Linked DNA regions of Homo sapiens: region 1 is linked to region 2. Evidence: chromatin contacts called from ENCODE Hi-C or POLR2A ChIA-PET data. All regions are on one chromosome and are shown on one strand. Each heading gives the region's core, a stretch centred on a gene start or an enhancer-like site at or near the end of the contact. The rest is flanking DNA. Distances are from core to core; before and after follow the strand shown.

What was found. A loop is a pair of places that touch in the nucleus more often than their neighbours do. ChIA-PET counts read pairs that join two places held with the same protein, here RNA polymerase II (POLR2A). Pooled maps may share reads with other maps.
Region 1: a loop to region 2 is called in a map of naive thymus-derived CD4-positive, alpha-beta T cell, with 21 times the contacts of the local background. The contact joins two enhancer-like sites. A Hi-C loop is called at or near these places in 17 of 168 maps with a recorded cell type or tissue (A673, CD4-positive, alpha-beta memory T cell, Calu3 and 13 more), 8 of 37 single-sample maps with no recorded cell type and 19 of 50 pooled maps. POLR2A ChIA-PET finds 5 or more read pairs at or near these places in 2 of 52 experiments (B cell and PC-9).

What each region holds. Positions count from the first base shown.
Region 1 is chr7:106,733,547-106,738,217 of GRCh38, forward strand. No RefSeq gene overlaps it. Among named protein-coding and RNA genes, the nearest start is that of LINC02577, 39 kb to the right of the region's middle. Within about 2 kb of position 3,130, at least 3 of the 41 ENCODE cell types and tissues checked have a DNase peak (open chromatin) inside an H3K27ac peak, as active enhancers do.
Region 2 is chr7:106,459,974-106,464,844 of GRCh38, forward strand. No RefSeq gene overlaps it. Among named protein-coding and RNA genes, the nearest start is that of CTB-30L5.1, 140 kb to the right of the region's middle. Within about 2 kb of position 2,603, at least 2 of the 41 ENCODE cell types and tissues checked have a DNase peak (open chromatin) inside an H3K27ac peak, as active enhancers do.

The DNA of each region.
Region 1 (4,671 bases), core at 1,880-4,379, 270 kb after region 2:
TAAGATGATAAATTTTATATATTTTTATCATAAGTAAAAATAAAAAAACAAAACTTCTAAAATTTGAATGCTTTTAGAGGGACACTCTACTTCACCTGAGGCCCAACACTAGCCTGATTTACGAGTTTAAATGAACTTTCAGGCCCCCATAAACATTAATTTTGAGTTTGGAATAATGAGAGAATTTAAAAATGAAATAAGATGAACCTGGAGTTCTTATTAAATAGGAATGTGGGATTTAACATTGAGAATGATTCCTTTGTTTGGCAAACATTCATTGAACTCTAGCACCTGGCACTTGCTAGGTACTCCAAATACAAAAGTGATCATCTCAGTTCCTGCCCTCAAAGATTTTATATTCTAAGCAAACTGAATTACAGTATAGTTTAATAAGCATTGTGATCAAGGGCTGTGCAGGTTATCAAGTGCTCCCTCCACAGAAAGGAAGAGCTATGAGAACTGGTAAGATGGGCATGGGAGGATGAAGAAAGATAACCAAAAGGGGCATCTCCTAAACTGAGCATTGTAGGATGAATAGGAGTTATCCAGGGACAATCACATATTTGAGAATTTTCCATTTCTTCTTACGTTGTTGATTTCTAGTTTCATTGCATTGTGGTTAGAAAAGATACCTGGTATGACTTTAGTCTTCTTAAGTTTGTTGAAACTTGTTTTGTAACCAAACATGTGATCTGTCCTGCAGAATGTTCTATGTACACTTGAGAAGAATGTGTTCTGCTGCTATTGGATAGAATGTTCTATGTATGTCTGTAAGATCCATCTGGTCCATGGTATTGTTTCAGTGCAGCACTGTTTTCTTATTTATTTTCTGTCTGAATGTTCTATTGTTGAAAGTGAGGTATTGAAGTCCTCCACTACTATTGTATTGCTATGTCTCCTTTCAAACCTGTCAATGTATGCTTTATATATTTAGGTGCACTTATGTTAAGTGCATATACATTTATAATTGTTATATCTTCCTGATGAATTGTCCCTTTTATCATTATATAGTGACCTTTTTTGTCACTTGTGATAGTTCTTAAGGTCTATTTTGTGTGATATAAGTATAGCCAGCCTGCTATCTTTTGGTTACGTTTGCATGGAATGTCTTTTTCCATCTCTTCACCTTCAGCTTATGTGTGCCTTTGATTCTAAAGTGAGTCCCTTGTAGACAGCACATTGTTAGATCTTGTTGTTTCATCTACTCAGCCACTCTATGTCTTTTGATTAGGAGTTTAATTCATTTATATTTAAAGTAGTTATTTATAAGTAAGGATTTACTACTGTCATTGCTTTCTGTTTTGTATTTCTTTTGTTTCTCTTTCCCTTTTTTCTGTTTACCTTTGTGATTTATTGACTTTTTATAGTGATTTGCATTGATTCCTTTCTCTTTTTTGTGTGTGTATGTCTACTATGGGAATTTTCCTTGTGGTTACCTTGATTGCATGAAACACAGTAGTCTATTTTAAACTGATAACTTGTCTTCCACTGTATACAGAAACTCTATATCTCTCACACACACACTTTATATTATTGATGTCACACTTTAAATCTTTTTTTTTTTTTTTTTTTGATACATGATCTTGCTCTGTCACCTAGGTTGAACATGGCTCACTGCAGCCTCAACCTCCTGGGCTTAAGTGATCATCTTGCTTCAGCCTCCCAAGTAGCTGGGACTACAGGCCTGTGCCACCACACCCAGCTAATTTTTTTGTTTCTTTTGTAGAGACAAAGTCTTGCCATGTTTCCCAGGCTGGTCTCCAGCTCCTGGGCTCAAGCAATCTTCAGCCTCCCAAAGTGTTAGAATTATAGGTGTGAGCCACTATACCCAGCTTCTATCTTCTTTTAATATTGTATATCTATCCATAAATTTTCATATTTATAGTTATTTTTTAAACTTTTTTCATTTAACTTTTATACTAGAGCTAAATGTATCCACCAACATTACATTACCACAGTTTTCTGTGTTGGTCAATGTATTTACTTTTACTACTAAGTTTTATACTTTCGTGTGCTTTCATATTGCTGTTTAGTGTCCTTTCATTTCAACTTGAAGAACTCCACTTAGTATTTCTTGTAAGACAGGTCTAGTGGTAATGGAATTTCTCCATTTTTTGTTTGTCTGGAACATTTTTTATTTCTCCCTCATTTCTGAAGGACAGTTTTGACAGGTAATGTATTTTTGGCTAGCAGGGTGTTTTTCCCCCACTACCCCCACTCAGCCCTTTGAATAGATTACCTCACTCCCTTCTGACCCACAAGGTTTCTGCTGAGAAATCCACTGACAGTCTTATGGGGGCTTCTCGTAAATGATGAGTCACTTTTCTCTTGTTTTTTAATTTTTCTTTGTCTCAGCTTTTGATAATTGGATTATAATATGTCTCTGTATATAGGGTTCATCCAATTTGGGATTTTTTTAAGCTTCATGAATCTGGCTATTTATCTCCCCAGATCTTGGAAGTTTTCAGCCATTATTTCTTTAAATAGGCTTTCTTTTTTTTTTCACTCTTCTCCTTCTGGGATTCCCGTAATGCATAAACTGTTTCACTTTATAGTGTCCCATAATTCCCTTAGGCTTTATTCACTGTTTCCATTCTTTTTCATTTTGCTCTCCTGGCTGGATAATTTTAAATGACCTGTCTTCTAGTTTCCTGATTATTTTTTTCTGCTTGATCAAGTCCACTATTGAAGCCCCTTAGTGAATTTTTAAGATCAGTTATTATATTCAGCTTCAGAATTTCTGTTTGGTTCTTCATAATTTCTGTTTCTGTTGATATTCTTAGTTTGTTCATGTATCATTTTCCTGATTTCTTGTAGTTGTCTATCTGTGTTCTCTTGCAATTTGCTGTGCTTCTTTAAGACGATTATTTGAATCCTTTGTCCGGCAGTTCATAAATTTACATTTCTTTATGATCAGTTACTGGAGATTTCTTTCGTTCTATTAATTGTGTTACATTTTCCTGATTCTTCATGTCCTTGTAGCTTTGCATTGGTGTTTGTACACCTGAAAAAACAGTCCCTTTTCACAGTCTTTACAGACTGGCTTTGATTAGGAAAGGCCTTCATCAATCAACTCAGCTAGAGATTCAGGGCCCTCATTCCTAGCTGCTCTAGGTATTCAGCGTTTTTCTTTCAGGAGCCCATATCTCTTGCTCCCTCTGGTGTTTGACTGTGTCTGTTCCATCAGTGATCTGTGTGAGGCAAGATCGAAACTGGCCTCTCAATCAGCACTGTGAAAGGCTTCTTTCACAGTTTCCTTTCTTTCCCTTCTTTCCTAAGGGAGAAGCCTCAGTTATGCGCATTATCCCAATCTCTCAGAGCCATGCCAGCAACACCTGCCCCAGGAATCTGGACTATTTCATTTTCTTCACTCCTTGTGACGCAGAGCATAAACCAGCCCTTTGGCAACAGCTGCCAAATTATCATTTTTAGGGAAGCAGTGTGGTAACTGCCGAACCATCACCTGAGGGACACCTGACATTCCTGGTGGGTTGGGGGAGAGCCTTCTCCTGCCCTGCTCATGCCTGTCTAGTTACTGTAACAATACCAATCTTTTCAACACTCTGTGTGTGCTAAACTAGCCCCTTGGGGAGCATCTTGAAAGGCTGGGAACCATTGGACATTTTCCCCACTCTCCCCCACTCCCCACAAAGGAGGAGTCACTGAACTGTGCTGATTTGGGCAAGGGGCTGATGTAGATAAAGTGAAATTCATTTTGTTATCTGTTTCAGCACAGCTGCTCTTGGTTTTGTGCCTATCCAAGGGTACTGCAAGCTGTTAATTAGAATTAGTCTTCTCATAAAGGTATTTTGTTACTTACATCATTATTAAATCTGTGTTTCTGTAGAAGAATGAGGGCTGGGACTTCCTATTCTGCCATCTTGTGGACATCATTCTTCTATGCTGTTATTCTCCAACATCATTTTTCATGGCTACATGGTAGCTGTATTTAACTGTTCCCATATTATTCGACATTTGGTTGTTTCCTAGTGTGTTATTATGAATATTCTCATAGACAAATAATTCATAATTGTTTATTAGGAGTACATTTCTATGTGTTCAAAGGACATGAATGTTTTAAAGACATTTGATACACATTATCACATTGTCCTCCAAAAAAACTGTACTAATATCCACCCCTGTTGGTCCAGTGAGAAAGTTTTATTTCTCTGAATATTTATCAAAACTGGCTATTATCTGGATGACGCTGGAAACCATCATTCTCAGCAAACTATCGCAAGGACGAAAAACCAAACACCACATTTTCTCACTCATAGGTGGGAATTGAACAATGAGAACATATGGACACAGGAAGGGGAAGATCACACACCAGGGCCTGTTGTGGGGTGGGGGGAAGGGGGAGGGATAGCATTAGGAGATATACCTAATGCTAAGTGACGAGTTAATGGGTGCAGCACACCAACATGGCACATGTATACATATGTAACAAACCTGCACATTGTGCACATGTACCCTAAAACTTAAAGTATAATTAAAAAAAACTGGGTATTATCATTTAAACGATACTTGCTATAAGTAAAAATTCATACCTTCTAATTGTTTTAATTTGTATTTTTCTGTCATTTAAGGTTGAATTCAATTTGTGAGTGTTTACTGGATATTTGTGTTTATTTGTATGGGCGAATTCCCTCAGGCTCCCCACAAGTTTTT
Region 2 (4,871 bases), core at 1,353-3,852:
GGAAGGCAAGGCACTCAGGGAGGCCAGAGAAAGACCCACCCATTGCACTGAATCAAAAAGTTCAGGCGGCTGCTTGTCAGTCACAAAGGGATCTTTTCCAGCAGTCCCATCGGCTCTCAAGTTTCCTCCATCAGGGAGGAAAAGACTCCCAATGTCCCATGATCCTGTACCTGCTTAATCCTGTCACCCACAGCCATCAGCAAAGAGTGCAAGGCAGATTAATCCAAAGAGAATAGCGTATAACACCCCGTAGTGCTGAACCCATTCTTAGCAGAGAGGGATTTTACTGCGGGGAGGGGGCGGTTTCTAACCCCTTAACTCTTAGGAAGGACTCTAACCTTCCTAAGTTGGGCTTCCAACCCAAGTTTGGTCAGGTGTCCTTGCCCTTATTAAGAGGGGCCTTTAACCCCACTCTGTCTTGGGAGAAACTCTAACTCCCCTAAGCTGGGCCTCTAACCCAATCCCATCCTTTACCCAGATACCTCACCACTCACCCAAAGTCAGCTGATTGGTGCTGCGACCTGTTTCCTTTGTTGTTGGGGGGTGGGTCTCCTCAGTATCACCCCTTTGAAGTTTGCCAGGAAGATGTTATCAGAAAGGGGTCCCAATCTAGACCCCAAGAAAGGGTTTGGATCTCACCCAAGAAAGAATTTGGAGCGAGTCCATAGAGTAAAGTGAAAGCAAGTTTATTAGGAAAGTAAAGGAAGAATGAATGGCTACTCCATAGGCAGAGCAGCAGCATGGGCTGCTGTACTGATGATGCTTATTGCTACTTCTTGATTATATGCTAAACAAGGGGTACATTATTCATGAGTTTTCCAGGAAAGGGGTAGGTAATTCCCACAACTGAGGGTTTGTCTCCTTTTTAGACCATATAGGGTAACTTCCTGATGTTGCCATGGCATCTGTAAACTGTCATGGTGCTGGTGGGAGTGTCTCTTAACATGCTAACGCATGCTAAGCAGTGAGGACGACCAGAGGTCACTTTCATTGCCATCTTGGTTTTGGTGAGTTTTGGCTAGCTTCTTTGCCACATCCTGTTTTATCAGCAAGGTCTTTATGATCCGTATCTTGTGTTGACCTCCTATCTTATCCTGTGACTTAGAATGTCTAACATCCCGGGAATGCAGCCCGGTAGGTTTTAGCCTTACCTCACCCAGCCCATATTCAAAATGGAGTTGCTCTGATTCAAACGCCTGTGACAGTTTGAGCCATAAAGATAGCTCAAGCTTGTACCAAGTGGCCATAGAAGATTTTCCAAAGGCCAGAGCCACCTCCATTCCGAGTCACTTACGTTGGTCACCAAATTATTAACTCAAAATATGTGAGACAGGTCTTCATCAATTTAGAAAGTTTATTTTGCCAAAGTTAAGGATGCATGCCCATAACACAGCCTCAGGAGGTCCTGACGATATATGCTCAAGGTAGTCAGGGCACAGCTTGGTTTCATACATTTTAGGGAGACATGAGACATCAATCAATATATGTAAGATGTACATTGGTTCTGTCCAGAAAGGTGAGGGCGGGGGGGTGGTGCTTCCAGGTCATAAGTAGGTGAGAGACAAATAACCATTGGTTTCTCAATAACCATTTGCATTGAGTTTCTGATTAGCCTTTCAGAAGGAGGCAATCAGATACGCATTTATTTCAGTGAGCAGAGGGATGACTCTGAATAGAATGGGAGGCAGTTTTGCCTTAAGCAATTTCCAGCTTGACTTTTTTCTTTAGTGTAGTGATTTGGGGGTCCCAAGAGTTATTTTCCTTTCACAGCAGCAACACTGCGGGTCTACCTGAGAGGTTAGGCAAAGCATCGTGCGGGATTTAGGGTTTGCCAGATACAGACAGGGAAGAACATTCTAGATAGAGGAAACAGAGTATGCAGAGTTGTGAAAAATCAGGCATGTTTGGTGAACTGCTAAATGTCTGTGTTACTGAATTAATAAGTATGTGTGTGTGGGTGTGTTTGTGCAAGTGTGTGTTTGTCGGCCACGTTGGAAAAGGCTTGTGTGTCAAGCATTGAAGGTTTCATTTGGTCCCATAGCCAGTGAGATGGGTTTTTAAGCAGGAGAATGGCATGGTCGGCTCTGACGTGTAGGAAGGCAACTCGAGTGGCTGCAGGTTGGAAGGCTGGAGGCAGGGAGGACAGTTAGGAGCACTTGCAGTAGTCCCAGAAATTGCAAAGGACATCAGTCTTAAGGTGGGCCCAGCTCAACAGTGACAGGGCTTATGGGCACGAGAAAAGAAGACACCAGCTATAAATGGTTCAGTTGATTGACAGATGCAGAAGACTGAAAATTCCTCAGTGGTGGAAGTTGTCCCTGGGGCTTCCATACAAGGCCTTTTCCACCAGGACTCAAGCAAGCTGCGTGTTCAGGAAGATCATTAGGAAGTGGTCAAAGAGATTTTTTTTCTTTCTTTCAAAGAAACAGGAAAACATGTAAGAAATGCTCTTAAACCACTGGGTCTCTTAGCAAGTGTAACTTCTGGTCAGAGAGGTGTACCACACAGGGGTATTAGTTGGAGAAAGGATATTTATTTCCCTTTAGCTGAAGAAATTTCTGTATTGCTTTCATACTAGAATTTTTTTTTTCTGCAATTAATCTGCCACCTCGTGGCCTAATGAGAAATTTCAATTTCCATAGCTTGGAGAGGGAGGATTGAAGAAGCAGAAGTCAACACTCTTTCACTTAATAGAAACATCGACATACTACTGACTGCCAGCACAGGAGTGCTTTCCTCTAACTATATAATGCCCTTTTTACCTGCTATTCAAAGGGTGTTTTGTGATTTCCCAAAAACTCAAAAAATAACGAGGAAGTGCTTGACTCATAGACACTTCATACACGTGTATGTTTTTGACTCCACAAAATGAAAACTAGAATATGGTTCTTGTATTTTAATGGGAAAAGAAAATGTCCTAAAAGCTATACAACTTTATAAGATTAATTTCAACTTCTAAAATATTGCTTAAAATAATAAAGTGAATTTGCAAATATAGATAAAACCTGGACACTGAGCAAACACCCATTAAGCTAAAATGAAAAATGAACACAAGCAGATTGATGGGACTGCTTTTCTGTGGCTGAGTCATAAACCTGTATGTAATAATTGATCTTCTTGAGAAACTGAGAGGGCTGCTTTTGTGAGAGATGGGTGATCTTTGAATCAGATCACTTCTTGGATTCTACACAGATCAAATAAGCCATCCTGAAATGTGTCCCTAAGTCAGAAGTGCGGTGCAGCAAGGAGGGTAAGAAGACCAGCACTGGGTTGGACTGTCACCTGCTGGGTCAGGCCTTTAACCTTTCAGTTGCTGGATAATAGGGAGGTGGGGAGTCCCAGAGGAGGATGGGGGAGGGGCACTAGAAAGCCAGACAAGTGCAGATGCCTGTTGCTCTTAGTTCAATCTACTCTGGCCCTCAGAAAGGCTGTCTAAAGAAGATGTCTTTTAATAGGTACATTCGCCTAGTACAATACTTAAGAGTATAAAATCGTTAACATAAGATGTGGTCAGAGTTTATTTTTGCTCTTTTGTGAAGCAGCTGTGTGCAAAGCAAATTAAAAGCATAAATACAACTTTAAAAGAATATTTAAACCATCTAGGTACTAATAGATTTCCCTAAGTTTCCATTTCCATATCTTTCTGTAATGATTTTCCTAAGTTTCCATTTCCGTAATTCTGACTACACAACTGTCATTAATTCTTTAAAAAAGTCAATCATTTTGTTTTCTAGATCCAAACGTATTGTTCGTACATAGTGTTAATTTAGTGTCCTCCTTTCTAATAGTAATACTTAGAATTTGTTATATATCTTAAGTAATTGGCAGGTAAACTTCTTTCTGAACAGAAAACTATTTCTTATAGGATTTACTTGGTAACAGTTTGTTAGCAACAAGTCTCAATGACTCTTTCACATAAGAAAGAAATGCAATGTCTTTGAAACATTGTATGCTTCTGACTTTTTAAAACTAATTTAAAATACTGGCTTATCCCAGTCCAGATTTTATTATTATTGTTATTGTTATCATTTATTTTATTGGCAATGTATCAAGGAAAGTGAGAGCCAGAAGAAAACTGAAAAGTAATTGAGTATACCCAGCTGCTATTTGAGTCAACTCATGTCCTGAATACCTAGTTTGATTTTGATCCACATTGATGGAAAGGTAAAGGAAACCAACTAATCTATGAAGGATCATGTGGAGAGTGAGTGTTACACAAATCATACGGAAACAAAAGTGATCACTCTTGGATACTTCCAGACAGAGAAGCTGATGCAGCAGGCATGGCTGCAGGGCCAACAAAGATGGCAGATGCTAGAGTTGGGCCCAGGAGGCAGGGATGAAGGTAAGTGGGGCTGTCACAAGTAAACAGAGGGAAAGAACAGTGTACACCCAGGAGAGAGAACCAAGGATCACATGGTTTAGCTTTGGGAAGGACGCCAGATAATTACATGACCCAATCACTTCTTTCAGAGGGAGGATGGGGGCTGTGGGAAAGGATTGTGCTGGTGAGGGAGGAGGTCACACAACTTCTGTTTTCAGCCATGTAAATGAAGTGAAAATTGGGTGGTGACCTGAAAAGTGGTAGAACAGCAGTTCTCCACCTTAGCTGCATATGAGAATTACTTGGGGAGCTTTGAAAAATCCTAATGCACAGATTCCTCATCTGACTCTGAGAGTGGGACCCAGGCATCCTATCTTTTAGAGCTGTTTAGGTGATTTCAATGTATAGTGACAGTTGCGAATCACTAGTGTAGAAAACATACTTGTGAGATTTCTAGCCCTGAGCAGATAGGCTATGTGACCTCAGAAGAGGAGATGAGACCTAGCTATTGGCCTGCCTTTCTCAGCTCCATAGAAAAAAAGTACTC